Linked DNA regions of Homo sapiens: regions 1 and 2 are each linked to region 3. Evidence: chromatin loops called from intact Hi-C (ENCODE). Cell type or tissue: psoas muscle. All regions are shown on one strand. Links, peaks and the distances in the headings refer to the core of each region. The heading gives the core; the rest is flanking DNA.

The links. A loop is a pair of places that touch in the nucleus more often than their neighbours do. Peaks named below come from ENCODE experiments on the same cell type or tissue, not always from the same donor. Only the 100,000 strongest peaks of a DNase experiment are listed, where the experiment ranks them.
Region 1: a loop joins it to region 3, with 3 times the contacts of the local background. A loop is called at or near these places in 28 of 110 quality-filtered maps.
Region 2: it touches region 3 in a loop (4-fold over the local background); 40 of 110 quality-filtered maps call a loop at or near these places.

The regions. Positions count from the first base shown.
Region 1 is chrX:150,680,556-150,685,919 of GRCh38, forward strand. No RefSeq gene overlaps it. Among named protein-coding and RNA genes, the nearest start is that of MTMR1, 10 kb to the right of the region's middle. In psoas muscle, for the core only: a CTCF peak has its summit at 3,208 (motif pointing right); no DNase peak of the experiment used is centred there.
Region 2 is chrX:150,483,475-150,488,838 of GRCh38, forward strand. The region is part of intron 5 of MAMLD1 (mastermind like domain containing 1); the gene reads left to right. LOC124905223 (a long non-coding RNA gene) reads left to right here. Exons shown (of 2, transcript XR_007068346.1): 2 at 1,486-5,364. Among named protein-coding and RNA genes, the nearest start is that of MTM1, 82 kb to the right of the region's middle. In psoas muscle, for the core only: a CTCF peak has its summit at 2,763 (motif pointing left); a DNase peak (open chromatin) is centred at 2,743.
Region 3 is chrX:149,947,966-149,953,329 of GRCh38, forward strand. EOLA2-DT (EOLA2 divergent transcript) reads left to right here. Exons shown (of 12, transcript NR_027456.1): 7 at 341-429. Among named protein-coding and RNA genes, the nearest start is that of EOLA2-DT, 12 kb to the left of the region's middle. In psoas muscle, for the core only: a CTCF peak has its summit at 2,948 (motif pointing right); no DNase peak of the experiment used is centred there; H3K27ac peaks cover 1,226 bases.

The sequences.
Region 1 (5,364 bases), core at 192-5,191, 730 kb after region 3:
ATCTGGATTATTGAGGTGAACCCAATGTCATTACAAGGCTCTTTAAAAGTGGAAGCTGGAGGTGGAAGAGACTTCAGAGTCATAGCCATGCCATGAGAGAAAGACGACTGGCCATGCTGGCTTTGAAGATGGAGCAAGGGGCCAGGAGCCAAGGACCGCGCAGCCTCTAGAAGCTGGAAAAGACAGGGAACAGATTTTTCTCTAAAGCCTCCAGAAGGAACACAGCCCTGCCCACACCTTGAGTTTAGCCCAGTGAGACCTGGGTTGGACTTTCATCCCCAGAAATAATAAATGATTAATATAATATTAATAATAATTAGTGAGATAATAAATGTATGTTGTTGAAGCCACTAAGCTTGGGTAATCTGTTACAGCAACCATAGGGTATGAACACAAGGGGGAATTTGAGGGAGTTCATGCCTGATTACCTCGACGTTCTTACACACTCCCACTATACCCACGATAGCAGAGGCCTGTAAGGAAAACTGTTTGGCCCAGAGCAGAGGAGAGGGAAGAAGATTCAAATGTCCCTGAGAAGTGGTGCTCACTAGCAGGCTTTCCAGTATAGTTCAAATTCACTTCACCTCAGTAGTTCAAAAATCCTCAGGCACCAGTCTTGTGGTGCCCCCAGGTGCCTGGTGGAAGCAAATGCTCTATGGAGGAACACACCTTTATCGCAGCCTCTAAGAATTCTCGCAAATCATTTTTCAAAGAAATTGAACATCTCTCAGTGAAAAATAGCAGACAGAAAGCCTTCAGCGAACATCAATAGAAACAAAAAAGCAGAAAACGACTTGTAAGACTTCAGATTATTCAAATTATCAGACACAAGCAGTCATTCTGCTGCAGTTGGCTTATATAGGTTGGTCAGAGACAACTGTGAGCATCTCTTCCTAATTCTGTATTCAGTGATGTCAAGGTGGTACTTTGAAATCGGCCAAGCTGGGAAGAGTTACACCACAGAAATGAGCAAATGCTACAAATAAAGGCTTTGTCTTTCTTCAGAGAGCTGATAATTAAAAATGTACTAGAACATTGCTGGAGGCAGATTATAAAAATGAATATGAAAATTATCTTTAAAGAAATAAAATCTAGGTGATCTTGACTTTGACAATGAGTGTTTAGATATAAAGCTCAAACACAATCTTTGAAAGAAAAAATTAACAAAATGGGCCACATTAAAATTTAAAACTTCTGTGAAAAATACTTAAGAGAATGACAAGACAAGTTGCAGATTGGGAAGAAATCTTTGCAAAACACATATTCGATAAGGACTGTTATCCAAAATATAAAAAGAACCCTTCAAACTCAACAATAAACACAACACAATTTAAAAATGGCCAAAAGACTAACAGACACCTCACCAAGGAAGATCTACAGATGGCAAATAAGCATATGACAACATGCTTCACATCGTATGTCATCAGGGAAATGCAAATTAAGACAGCAATGAGATACCACTACACACCTATTAGAATGGCCAAATCCAAAGCACCAACGACATGAAATACTGGTGAGAATGTGGAGCAACAGGGCCGGGCGCGGTGGCTCACGCCTGTAATCCCAGCACTTTGGGAGGCCGAGGCGGGCGGATCACGAGGTCAGGAGATCGAGACCATCCTGGCCAACACGGTGAAACCCCGTCTCTACTAAAAATACAAAAAAATTAGCCGGGCATGCTGGCGGGTGCCTGTGGTCCCAGCTACTCGGGAGGCTGAGGCAGGAGAATGGCGTGAACCCGGGAGGTGGAGCTTGCAGTGAGCCGAGATCGCACCACTGCACTCCAGCCTGGGCGACAGAGCAAGACTCCGTCTCAAAAAAAAAAAAAAAAAAAAAAAAAAAAAGAGAATGTGGAGCAACAGAAACTCCCATTCATTGCTGGTGGGAATGCAAAATGGCACGGACACTTTGGAAGACAGTTTAGTTTCTTACAAAGCTAGACATAGCCTTACCATATGACCCAGCAACCATGCTCCTTGGCATTTATCCAAATGAATTGAAAACTTATGTCTAGGCAAATCCTTCACACAAACGTTTCCAGCAGATGCCCCATGTTTGTCACTTAGTTGCCACAAGTTGGTAGCAGTGAAAATCTTCTTCAATAGGTGAATGGGTAAACAAAACTATGGTACATTCAGACAATGAAATGTTATTCAGCACTAAAAGGAAATGAGCCTATCAAGCCATTAAAACACATGGAGGAAACTTAAGTGCATATTGCTAAGTGAAAGAAGCCAATGTGAAAAGGCTATATACTGTATGATTCCAACTATGTGACATTCTGGAAAAGGCAAAACTGTAGAGACAGTAAAAAGGCCAGTGGTTGCCAGGGGTTCAGGGAGAGGGAGGGAGGAAAAGAGGGAGGGATGAGTATGTGGAGCACCGGGGATTTTTAGAGCACTGAAACCAGAAACCATTGTTTATGATACTATAATGGTGGATACATGCCATTACCATGTATTTGTCAAAACCCATAGAATGTACAACACAAAGAATGAACCCTAATGTAAACGGTGGACTTGAGTTAATAATAATGTGTCAATATTGGGTCATCAATTGTAACTTGTGTACCACACTAATGCAAGATGTTGATAATAAGGAAACTGGGACGGGGGGTGGGGCGTACTGTGAGAGGGTATATGGGAATTCTCTATAATTTCCACTCAATTTTTCCGAAACCTAAAACTACACAAAGAAAGGTCTATTAATTTTTTTAAAGGCACCCCAGGTAATTTTGTGCAGCTGGCCCAGTGCCAAGTGTTTAGAAATGACTATTTCAGGCAATACCTACATATTGGTCAAATTGCATCCTTAAATAGATGTCATTGAAAGAATTAATCACTGATTACAGAGTTAGCTCCTTTTGGAAAGGTGTGTTGTATTGATTGATACTCTGGACATAAATAGGCTTTAAATGTAGAGATTTCTTTCTTTGGCCCTACACCTGTAGAAGCACTGCCTGGTAGGATTTCGTAGGAGGAATTCAATCATCAAGTGGGATGTGGATTGGAAATAGGAAGACATTAGATTAGCGTTTCTTTCAACCCAGTAAGTCTGTGAGTGTCCACGCCACTTATCAATGCATTCTCAGCTCCAAAGGCATCCTCCTTTAACTGCTCTGTGATAATGGAGATGGGCTTTGTAAATATTTCTTACCAGCTGGCATAATGTAAATCCTTGTCAGTAGAGGGCGCTAGAGAGAGAGAGACCAGAGGAGAAAAAAGTTTTATCTTCCAGATTCTGGGGTGCCTCATCTTTTTGCCTCCTCCAGAGCACAGCTTGCTTTCTCTGTTGCTGGGCTCCTATGCACATGCTTTCTTTTGAGCTAGGCCCATGCATGTATCATCCCAAAGAAAACCACGTCAAAGCATTTAATAATCAAACGCCCAAAGATCAAACATTAAGAAAGAATCCTAAAAGCAGTAAGAGAATAGAAACAAATAACATACAGTGGAGCCCAAATAAGTCCAGCAGCAGACTCTTCAGTGCAAACCTTACAGGCCAGGAGAGTGTGGCATAGCGTATTTAAAGTGCTAAAGGAATACAACTTTAATGCTAGAATAGAATATCCAGCGAAAATATCCTTTAAGCATGAAGGAGAAATAAAGATCTTCCCAGACAAACAAAAGCTGAGCGATTTCATGAACACCAGACCTGTCCTATAAGAAATGCTAAAGGGAGTTCTTCAATCTGAGAGAAAAGGATATTAATGAGCAATAAGGGATTATCTAAAGGTACAAAACTCACTGGTAATAGCACAAAGAAAAACACAGAATATTATAAGACTGTGTGGTGTGTAAAACACTCAAGTAGAAAGACTAAACAATGAATAAATCAAAAATAATAACTGTAACTTTTCAAGACATAGGCAATACAATAAGGCAAAGGGAAACAATAGAAAGTTTAAAAACAGGCAGATAAAGTTAAAATGTAGAGTTTTTATTAGTTCTCTTTTTGCTTGTTTGTTTATTTGTTTATGCAATCAGTGCTAAGTTCTCATCAGCTTAAAATAATGGATTATCACATAGTATTTGCAAGCCTCATGGTAACCTCAAATGTAAAAATATACAACAAATACGCAAAATGTAAAAAAAGCAAGAAATTAAATCATACCACCAGAGAAAATCACCTTCACTTAAAGGAAAGAAGGAAGGAAGACAGGAAAGAAGGAAGAAAACACCACAAAACAAACAGCAAACAAATTACAAAATGACAAGAGTAGTCCTCACTTATCGATAATAACATTGAATGCAAATGGACTAAACTCTGTAATCAAAAGACATAGAGTGACTGAATGGATGAAAAAACAAGACCCTACAAGAAACTATTGCTTACAAGAAACACACTTCACCTATAAAGATACACAAAGATTGAAAATAAAGAATGGAAAATATAGTCCATGCTCCTGCTTCTCCAATGGACTCAAAATCTCATCCAAGAAAAGCATTTATCTTTCTCATCCCTAAACACATCTGCACACCTCTCCTAAGACCTGATGGTTACTGTCTATAAATTTCAGCCTCTAATTACATCAAGTCAATTACTATGCTATTTCAGACTTAGAGAAATGGATAATCCATATATAATATCTGATGTTTTAACTTATATTTGAATGTGAATATCTCTAGCGTTTGAAAAATCTCTAACATTCAAACAAGAGTGTTAAAACTCTGCGCTGAAGGCCTTACAAAGCAGTCCAGCTTTGGAGTCCAGGTCTCCTGCTGCCCAGTCCACCCTAGGGCTGCAAAGCATCACTGCCCAAGCCCAGACTGAGTTGACGGCTGTCTGCATAGGTGGCAAAGAGACTGTGTGTTTTTCTCCCCACTTTTGGTGAGCCCCATGTGGTGGTGCTCAGGATGAAAAGGATCCCCCTAACTCCAGCTGACATCTACTTGGCAAGCAGGGCAATGGAAGGCTTCAACATTGGTTCTCAAAGATGGAGCCTCATGTACACAGTCCTTACTTGGCAGTCATATGTTATGGTCCTGGCACACAACAATGGCAACAAGAACAATGGCAACAACAACAACAACAGTGGGTCTCGGTTTTGTTTTCATTTTATTGGTCCATGCAACTCAAAACCTGTGACTAGGTGGTCTGAACTCACTGTCTCTCTTTTTGCCCTCCCAGACATTTCTGTCCCTTGGGAGTGCTCTCAGCAGAGTCCACACCACCTCCTTGCAGTCAAATCCAGGGAACACTTCTTTGTCTTACCAGATGTCCCAGCAACACTTGACACTCTGGATCACTCTTTCCATCTTAGAACTCTTGACTTTCTTGGCTCCCATGCCCCCTCTGCCCTGACTCTTTGCTTGTCTCTGCCAACCCCCCGAGCTCTTCCCGGGCCGCTCTTCTTTCACCTGC
Region 2 (5,364 bases), core at 118-5,117, 540 kb after region 3:
TTTGGAAACTGTTTTGAGCATTTTAGAGGAAGTATTGATAGACACTCTCAGTCTTCAAGGCTTGGAGGCCGATGAACCCATATTCTTGCACTGGGCAGAAAGGAGAACTTTGCATCTGCATGTAGGGCCCATTTACCCACTGACCATGATGCATTTCTCTGGTCCAGTTAAGCTCCTTATCCTTCTATAGCACTTGTGCAATGTCTGAAAACATGTGATTTCTTCAACTTCCAACAAGTACACAATTTTATACCGCCAGTGGTAATTTGTCCTGGTGGTTCTGTTGTTTCTGCTGTTGTTGTTGTTGTCGTCATTTAATGCAATTTACAAGGACAAAACAAAACTTCTGGCTGCCATTTCACATACCACAGTGACAGCTTCACATGGTAAGAAAAGCCAAAAACAGCTAGTTTCGAAATTCAGGCCACTCATTTTATTACTTTTCCCTGATTAAGATTCATTCATACCACTTTGGGGTGGTGCTGATATTCCTAACATAAGCCAATCGATTTTGGTCAGTTCTGAGAGCAGTGAGTGGTCTTCACTTACACACAGTGTGTTTGTAACTCTGCTATTTCTTTATGACTAGCACAGTATAAAGTGAACGTTTTTGGAAGGCTGTTAAGCATATGTTCTCCTGGTAGGCTTAAATGTGACTTATAAAAATACTTGATAGTATATGAACAAGCTCCCACTACTGGTTTAAACCAAAAAAAAGAGGTTTATTTTACTAGTTCATAAGCACAGATTCTACATTCTTTGTGAGAATTATCTTTTTAGGTTTTTGTTTTTATTTGTTCTTATCATTTTGATAGCCATTTTAATCATTTCTTTTATTCTTTTGTTTGCTTTGTTGACTTTTAATTTGGAAATGTCTGCTTTGGCAGAATAATTACATCACAAGGAGGCCCTTTCCCCACCCACCTACCCAGAAAGGTCTCCTGACTCCCTTATGCTCTATGAATTGCCCTAGTTCAAGATTGATACAGATCAAAGCAGCAGAATGGGGTTGAAAGAGCAGCCTCTGGCAATGGCCTTGACCATGTCAATTCCCTGTGCATTCATATAGATCTGGAATCATGTAGATCTATTCTGCCCAGCTTGTTCCACAGCAGCTGGTGGGCAGAACCACTCTTCCAAGCCGTGTAGTTATTCTGCACTGCAAGAGGCAAGATTACAACCGAGGACTCATTCATTAATAAAATTGTTTAAGTTGGCTTTCTGAATGACAACGTGGTCTCAGGAACTTAAAAGACTTCACCAAGTCCCTGCTGCAAACAAAAAGTCTGCATTGTGATTTGTCAGAGCTAGATTGACATCCAGTTTAGAGTTTAGAATCCTTCTCCATGCCCCACTTTTGAGACAAATTACAAATCTTGAGGTTCATCAACATTCTAGTACAATATGACCCCCCAAGGTTTAAGAGCCCTTTAGAGATTTGAAGACAACTGTGATGTTCCCACTAACTCTCCCTCCTTCCCCCAGTTCTTTGCCCCTATCTTGGCTGCTGGCCTCTGAACTCATCACAGAGCACTGGAGTGAGGGCCTCTGGGTAAGTAAGGCTCTGCTAAACTGATCAAATGCTCCACGTACATTTGTCCCAGTAGAGAGGAAAGCTCCTCTTTTCCAAACAATCTACTTTATTCCTGCTCCCCTACATCCCACTTGCAAGGGTAGCAGCCACATCCCCCATCTGTCCTGCCCGAGCTCATTGTCCAAGCCAACTCCAGCTCAGAAATTTCCCCCAGAGAAGAGGTTCCTGAAGGCTAAGCATTGCTCTGTAACCCTGAACTTGATTTATGTCTATTTCTCACTCTCTCATTATATAAAGTTTTTCAAATAATATTAGACTAGGAATTGAGAAAGAGAATGAGCTCTCACAATTGTTTCTAGAGCCATCACAATCCTACCCAGCAACACCTTTTACGGGCTTTTAATTTTTTTGTTTACAGTTATTACCTTTGAAACCAAATCTTGACTTTCTGGTATGCTCTTGGACTTTTTAAGGGATTTAAAAATTCAGGAGTTTGATGCCAATAATTGCTTTTATGAGCTAGCATTGCTTCTTTTCTATAGATGAATCCCATTTTAAATCATCAATTATTTTCTTCACAGAAACCCACAAAGTACATATTCTAGTTTGCATCAGAATTGAATATGACCCAGAAATTCTTAATGTTATTAAGCTAGACTATTGTATCTAAAATGTGTATCACATTCAACTAATGCATATTGAAGATCTTGAGTACCACACTTGAGATCTGAATGAAGAGCCCAGGATTGTGATATTTGATCCATACTGAATGTATTTGCTAGAGTGCATTGTACAGATGGTTCAGGTGTGTTAGATTTGTCTCTGTAAATGAATTGGTCAGTAGATAAAAGAACATGACTCAAGGCTGAGCAGGGTTCAGCAGGCCCCAAGCTTCATCATTAAAAATCGGGTGTTTTTTAATATGAGGCTGGCTGTGTAAAGCAGACCTCATGAACTCAGGGGTCTGAGAGGCCAGGCCAGATTATCAGTTGGGATGTTTTCAGTCCCAATTAGCAGACAGCGCAGTTCACACTGGCTTAAACAATAAAGGGGACTTACTGATTCCTGAAAGTTAAAGTCCAGCGGTTGGGTGGACTTCAGGGTTGGTTTGAATCAACAGTTCCTCAGTGTCATCAAAGATGCTGTTTCTTTCTGGCTGTCTACTCTGCCTTCAGTGGCATGAGCCTCATCCTAAGGCTGGCTCCCCCTTGTGGGCACAAGATAGTGCCAGCAACTCCAGAGGCTACAAATTTCCTCCTGCCCCATTCAGAGAGCAGGAGAATGGCTTCTAGAATCTCTGTCAGAAGAGCCAGGAAGCTTCTTTCCCAGAAGCCCCCCCAGATTTCATGCTTTTTAGTCTGAATGGATCCAACGCCTACTAGCCTACTGTGCTGCTTCATGTCAGCTGTGTCCCCCGCTAGAACCTTGTGTGGAGCCAGGTTCCTCCTAAGCACAGAGGTGGTATGGGCCAAACGAAGCTGCCTAAATGAAAATGGGGAAAGGTGTCAAGAGAAGGAAGACTTAGTGCTGGCAACCAACAGTATTTGTTGCAATCAATCTCTTGGCCATCCTCATTCATACACACCTTCCTTCCCACGCATACACCTCCCAAAATGCCCACACTTAGGGAAAACCTATTTACCCCTTTCCCAAAGGGATCCAACTCCAATCCGGAAACCCTAGGTGATGTGTCATCCTCTGAATTTGGTCAGTATATAGCTCTTCATGTTTCAGGGACCACTGGTCACCATGCTCACCTTGGCATAGAAAGTAAGAGTGCAATAAAAAGAAAAAAAAATTTCAATTGGGAAAGAGGAAGTTGGAAAGCAGCACACGGTGGTCACTGATCCATCATCCATATCACATCCTGCTGGACAGCAGTAGCAAGGCTTGACCAGGGGTCAGACTCAGTTTCCTATTCTGTATAATGAGAGGATTGGATTAAATTAGTGGTTCTCACATTGGAATGTGGCCTGGAGAGCTTGTTAAAATGCAGATTACTGGGTTCCATCCCCAGAGTTTCTGACTCCACAGATACAGGTGGGGCCCTGGAATTTGCATTTGTAATAGATTTCCAGGGGCTGCTGCTGCTGCTGCTGCTGCTAGTACAAGGACACCCCTGCCCTTCCACTTTGAGAACCTCTGATTTAGATTATCCTTATGGGCCCTTCTGATTCTGACATTTAGGACTCAGGGATTTTTCTTAGCTATCTCTTCTGCTCTATACTGACTTATGATGGATTGTTTTATAAATGGGACACACCCAACTCTACTGTGTGAACAACTTAAAAACATATCATGGAATTCCTGCTTTGGTTTGTAATCTAATTTTCAACAATTGAGGCTGAAAATGAAGGACACCTTACAGCTTCAGGAAAGTAAATTTTCTGGAATTGAAGAAATTAGAAACAGAAAGATAAAGGCTTTCCCATCCTCCCCAACCCCATCTACTACAGCACAGCGGTCTGTGGGATGATTCCACGTGACTGCAGAAAGCAGCTCTTTTCCCAAGGACATCCAACATTTTGCAAGCATTCTCCCTATGTGACCCGGGTATTCATTGGGTCTTAGAATAGGAGTAGCACTGGGTGAAGCTGTGACATAGATCAAGTTGGTTTAGGAATTTTGCCAACTTTCTTCCCCAGGGCCCCTCACCTGGCCAACATCTATTCATCCTCAGGTCACAGCTTAAACCTCATGTCCTCCAAGGAGCCTCCTCTAACCAACGCCCCACCCCAGCCTAAGTCAGGTTCTCCTGTTCTTTGTTCTCTAGTGTCCTACAATGTTCCTTTATAGCACTTACCAGCCTTTGTTAAAAATCCTCACTGACGTGCTCCACCATCTGCCTTGTCCATCAATGTTTTCACAACACAGGTCCTGGATCACTGTAAATGCTCAGTAAATGTGTGTTGCACAAGTGCTATCAAAGGCAGACTGGGAGCAGATTCCAGTCACAGTATTTTATTACAGTGGTGAACTATCAAGCAATCTATATAACACATCCCACAGTGTATGATTATGCATGCTCCAAAGGAATGAAACATAAGTCTTCAGAAGACACAAACACACAGCTGGAGAGTCCCAGTGTCCCTGGCATCTACAGCCAACTTTTTCATGGCCCTCCCCCTTCTCTCTGGGAAGCTGGTGCCTTCCAGTGCCCAAGGTATCTCTCTACCAGGCACCCTGGGCATTGGCCCAGCTCCCTCTTCCCCCATGCCCATTTGGGTTGTTGATTGACACTTAGGTGAAGACAATAGAAGACCCTCCAGCTTACAGAGTGCCCAACTCAGCAGGGCCTGGAGAGCTAATCTGGGTCAACACCACATTTTTCCCCTGAGAAAGTGGGAGTCCAGCAAGGCTGTAAAATGATGAGCTCCAAATAACAGCCTGAGTCTCCTGACTTCTGGCTGCATCTTGAATGCATCTGCAGGCAGCTTCAAATGTGAGAATAAGATATGAACTTATGACACTCTATAGTTTATCACCATTGCTATAATTCTCTGCCACTAAATATAATTTTACCATTAAATCAAACCAAACCAAACACTTAAAATAATTTCTTTAGAGAAGCCAGATTATTTATTACAAATAACGTCTACAAACTGACTAAAAGTATATCCCACATATATTGAATTTGAAGACTGTGCCTAAGTTTAAGGTAATTGATGGATTCCATTCTCATTAGATATTCACACATCAAAAAAGTTGTCTGCTTTCCCAGGCACAGTGGTAGGTTATGCTTATGCTCATCGTTTTTCTTCCCAGAGCTGGCTCTTCCTTTGAAACAGACCCATATAAGCCACCCATTTGCTGGGTCGCAAGCCCTTCAT
Region 3 (5,364 bases), core at 177-5,176:
CTTTCTCTTTGTAAAATGACCGTTAGTCTTATCAAATTAATCCCAAAGTAATACCATCAATTTCCCCCTAAAATACCAACAAGACCCCTGCTTGAAACTGCTTGTACATTAGAGACAGAGAAGAGTCCATGAGAATCAACATTTTCTGAGGACTCCAACTGTGTGCCAAGAGAGTTCCCCTGCTGGTGCCTCCTCTGTAGTAAAGGAAAGGTAACATTCCTGCAAGGCTTTGAAGCTTACAGCGTGCTTGCCCTTAGATTCTTGTGTTGTGTTCTGGGTCAGCAGGAATGCCTCGCCAGGTCCTTTTTCTCATCCTAATGTGACACTGAATTCTTCACAGGCTCCTGGGACCACATTATCATTCTCTTCACTCGAGAGATGAGGACACTGAAATTCAGAGAGGGGAAGTGATTTGCCTCAGCTTGTACTGTAAGTGATCAAGGCAGGACTCAACCAGTCTTTTTGACCCTGACTATGGTGATTTGATCTCTACACCACAAGATGGTGGTGGAATGGTGGAATATGGTAACTAGAAGGCCCTTTCTAGCTCAGGACACATTTGATGCTGTGACTGTTTGGGAATTCAGTCCTGACCAATTTAAGAGGTTGTGTTTCTTAGCTGTCTCTGGCTCCTGGTTTGCCCAGTTTGATTCTGTGCCTGCCTAGCAAAACCTCTCTGTCTGTGGTCTAAGAAGCCTGACATCTCTGAACTAGTCCTCTTCCTGTCCACTCAATATCGACAGAATCTCATGGTATGTCCTCCTGGCTCAGCCATGGAATAAAGCCAGCTCTGTTGTTTTTGTCCTTGTGTTGTGCCCCAGCTTAGGAAGAATAACTCTTCAGGCTGCCTCTCCCATGCTAGGTCACATGCAGGTCACACATTCCCAGGTAAATTTTGCACTTTGTTTATCTGGAATTTGTCTTAATTTCCTTGTCCTTGTTTCTGATTGTGTACTCTCTTCCCTTCTGTCTCATTATCTGGGCCCTATGTCTTTTCTCATGGTTTCTCTTCTGTAAGTCTCTAGACCCGATGCAAGTACACAGTGAAGTGAATGAAGTTAAAGATAAAGCTTCAGTGTCTCTTGCTTGAACAGCCCTGGAAGGAGCCCTAGCATTATGGTCCTACAGTTGTATGGTTTGGAAAATCTACAAAAGATATTTTAACCACAGTTGGTTCAGGGAATCTTTCTTTCCACTATGCTGTCTCTATCCCTCTTGCCTGTGTGTTGGGTAGCAATGCAATGACCATGGTCATATTGAGAATTCAACTAAGGGGACATTAAGTTGGGATTCATTTAGTTTAGGATATATTTTTGAGATATCTTTCAGGAGTCCACAGGCAATTCCATATATTTCCCAGTTTTTGCCAGCTGCCCTTTATTGGAATAGCTTGCAGGAATACTTCTGCTCACTGTGCTGATGCATCCAGTGTTAGGACAAGAGGGGTGAGGCTGAAGGGTACATTGTAATGTCACTGTGACCTGCAGCACTTGGCATCAGGGGTATGTTGGCAGTGGAGGAGAACCAAGATTCACAATGTACAGCACCAGAAGCTAGTCTGTGGAAAAATCTTCCAGTCATCAATCAGATGTGTAAAATTGTAAGTGAAGGATTCCATTTTCACTGAAAAGCAAAAGTGCTCTCTTGTCAGAAATATACCCAGCGTGCAGTGTACGCAATTGTAAATACAAGATACATTTATTTGCACATTTGGAAGGGGATTTTGTGAAATGGCATTTTTCAGAATTCCTGTGATTGTAGGACATGGACCTGTAGAAGGACTAGAAACATTGAGTAGTATGCAGAAGAGTTTTGCTGGGCAGGCACAGAATTAAACTGCGCAAACCAGGAGCCAGAGACAGCTAAGAAACACAACCTCTTAAATTGGTCGGGACTGAATTCCCAAACAGTCACAGCATCAAATGTGTCCTGAGCTAGAAAGGGCACAGTCATAGTTCCTGTGACTGCTACCCTTAGAAAGACCTGCTTGGAAGTTACGCTCCCTGCTGGCATCTGGAAACTTGACTCTCAGAATTTCCCTAGTCAACAGTTAACTGATAAGATGGCTCACTGTGCCTTGACTGTTGATACAGAAAACGTAGTTTATGCTGAATATCTGCTTTCCTTCTGGGAGTCTGGAATTTTGGTGCATGCTAGGCAGAGGAAGTCTCTGTTACCAAACACCAGTGTAAAGTGTGGGCAATGAGTCTGGGCTTCTCTGGCCAGAAACATCACACGTGCCACTGCATATTTGTTGCCGAGAGAAGCATGTGCTCTGTGTGGCCCCTCATGGGAGGGAGAGAGCATAAGGAAGTCTGTGCATGGGCTCCTCCAAACTTTGCCTGTCTTTTCTGCTTGTGATCTGGCTGTGTGCCCTAACTACATTGCTGTAATAAATCTTGGTTGTGATTATAACTATATGCTGAATCCTGTGTTTCCAACTATAACAAACAAGAAAAGCAGGAATAACATACTATAGAAGTGCATGAGGCAGTTAAGTACTAAAGATAAGTAGCTATTTATGTTATTTTTTTCTAAATTTTCAGATGTTTCTAACATTTGTCAACGTTTTCAAATGTGTGTTCTTTTGTTTTTTTTTTCTCACTTTAAATATTTGCTTTTGTTCCCAATTTTATACTGGTAATTTTGCATTCTTATACTTAAAGAAGGCCCCAGATGTTACAAGCTTCAAGCCCCACAAAACCTGGATCTGTCTCTGTCTTGGATCCAAGACTTGCTGCCTCATGTTGGTTTTCCTGTTGTCACTTCATATTACACAGATGGGGAAATTAAAGCCAAGAGAGGGGAAGCTAACCTTACTTGGCAAAACTGGGACAGGATCCAGTTCTTCCAATTCCCAGTTTAATGAGTGCTCTTTCCCCCTATTCTGTAAAGTTTTTTGGTAACTTGTCTGTAAATATCGGTCATGGTACATTGTCCACTGGGTGGCACTCAAGAGATTGAAATTTGAGTTCCTTCTCTTTGAGTAGTTGGGTAGTCTTGAACTAGTCCCTTTCCCTCCTGGGACAGATTTTCCCAGTTTGTAAAATAAAGGGGCTGGATTTAGTGCTCTTTATAGACCTTTCTCTCTCAGATATTTCCTGAGTTTTTCATTCTAGAAATGCTGGAATCATATATTTGTAACTGAAACTAGTAATCTTCTTGTTCTTGAGTCTTCTTCATCTCTAAAGTGGACATAAAATACATACCTCTCGTGGTTGTTGTGAAGCCCGTGGCACTATTCATGGTAGAGCAGGTGATCAAAAGTCGCTTGCATCCTTCTGTCCAATTGGGAACAAAAGCTTTCATGTATAATTCTCACACCTCTCCCTTGGAATCAGACAATCTTATCAGAAAACCTAAAAATTTTTTTCAATCAATTTAGAAGTTTATTTTGCCAAGGCTAAGGACATGCCTGTGACACTGCCTAAGAAGGTCCTGGTGACATGCCCAAGGTGGTCAGGCCACAGTTTGGTTTTTAGGGAGATATAAGACATCAACTGATACATGTGAGATGTACATTCGTTTGGTCTGGAAAAGCAGGACAAATGGAAGTTGGAGGACTTCCAGGTCATAGGCAGGTTCAGAAATTTTCTGACTGGTATTAATAATTGGTTGAGTTATTATCTAAAGACCTGGAATCATTAGAAGGGAATGTCTGGTTTACGATAAGGAGTTGTGGAGACCACAGTTTTATCATGCAGATGAAACCTCCAGGTAGCAGGCTTCAGAGAGAATAGATTGTAAATGTTTCTTATTAGACTTAAAGAGTCTATTGTATCAGTCTTAAGGACAGTGTTCATGTTGATGGTAATGAGGCATGTCCGACTCCCCCTTCCTCATCATGTCCTGAACTAGTTTTTCAGGTTAACTTTGGAATGCCCTTGGCCAAGAGGAGGGGTCCATTCAGGTGGTTGGGGAGCTTAGAATTTTATTTTTGGTTTACATTCTTTCCTTCTGGCCAGGATTTGCCAGAGGCAACATCAATGGACAAACTTTTATTTTGTCCCATAGCATTGTGGAGGTGGTTTGGCTGCCTGCCCCAGGTCCATCCTGTCCCTTGGTAGGATCTCTATGGCCAAGAGACTTACAGCCAAAAGACTTATAGACAGTTTAAATGTTCTAGGCCAGACAGGAATGGACGTGGACAGGCATTTATTACTCCTTAACAATTTTGAAGTAATGTAAAAGCCAACAAACAGAAAGTAAAAGGCGAGGTTACAAAATTGCCTTATCTATCTTTAACTTCTATGCATTGAGCTACTGTAGTCTTGGTTTTAGTTACAGATTTTTAGCAATTGGCTATATAAGCAAGCCTAAATTTTAAAAAGAAGAGAAAATGAAGCATACATTTAAAAGTTCTTAAACTTTTTTTTTGAAACAGGGTTTCACTTTGTCACTCAGGCTGGAGTGCAGTGATGTGATCATAGCTTTCTGCAGCCTTGACTTCCGGGCTCAAGTGATCCTCCCACCTCCGCCTCCTTAGTAGCTAGGACCACAGGCATGCACCAGCACACCCAGCAAATTAAAAAAAAATTTTTTTTAAAGATGAGATCTCACTATGTTGCCCAGGCTGGTCTGAAATTCCTGTCCTCAAGCAATCCTCCTGCCTTAGCCTCCCAAAGTGCTGAGATTACAGGCATGAGCTACCATGCCTGGCCTAAAACATTTTTAATGGAAGTATAATTTGCAAACAGAAAACATGCCCAAATATTAAGTGAATGCACTGATGAACATTCACAACTTAACAAGATAGCCAGCACTTAAATCACAAAATAGAACACCGCTAGGACCTCTTTGTAATACCCTCCAAGTCACTACTTCTGCCCAAAGGTAATCGCTATTTTGCAACATTTTTTATTACTTTATATAAATGAGATCGTACACTGCGTAATCTTATTACTGTCTGGATTTTTATATTAAATATTGCTTGTGAGATTCATCCATGTTGTCATGTCAGCAATACTTTATTCTCATTGCCATATACTATTCCATTTTTATCAGTATACCATGATATATTTACCCATTCTGCTATTTGTACATACTGGAATTGTTCCCAGGTTTTTGTAATACAAGCAAAGCTGCTATGAACATGCTTGGATTTACTTTCTTTGGTGAATATGTATTACTGTTATGTACATGTCTAGAGGTAAAATTGATGATTTATGGGATATGCATATGTTTAATTTTAGCAGATATTGAAAAACAGATTTTTAAAGCGGCTGTAGCAATTTACATTACCACCAGCAATGTGTGAGTTCCATTTGCTCTCCGTCCTTGACAGCACATGTTGTCACTTAGGTGGGTATGCAGGGGGATCCTTTTTTGGCATGTTTACTTATTTTTTTACACAGTGCAAACTGG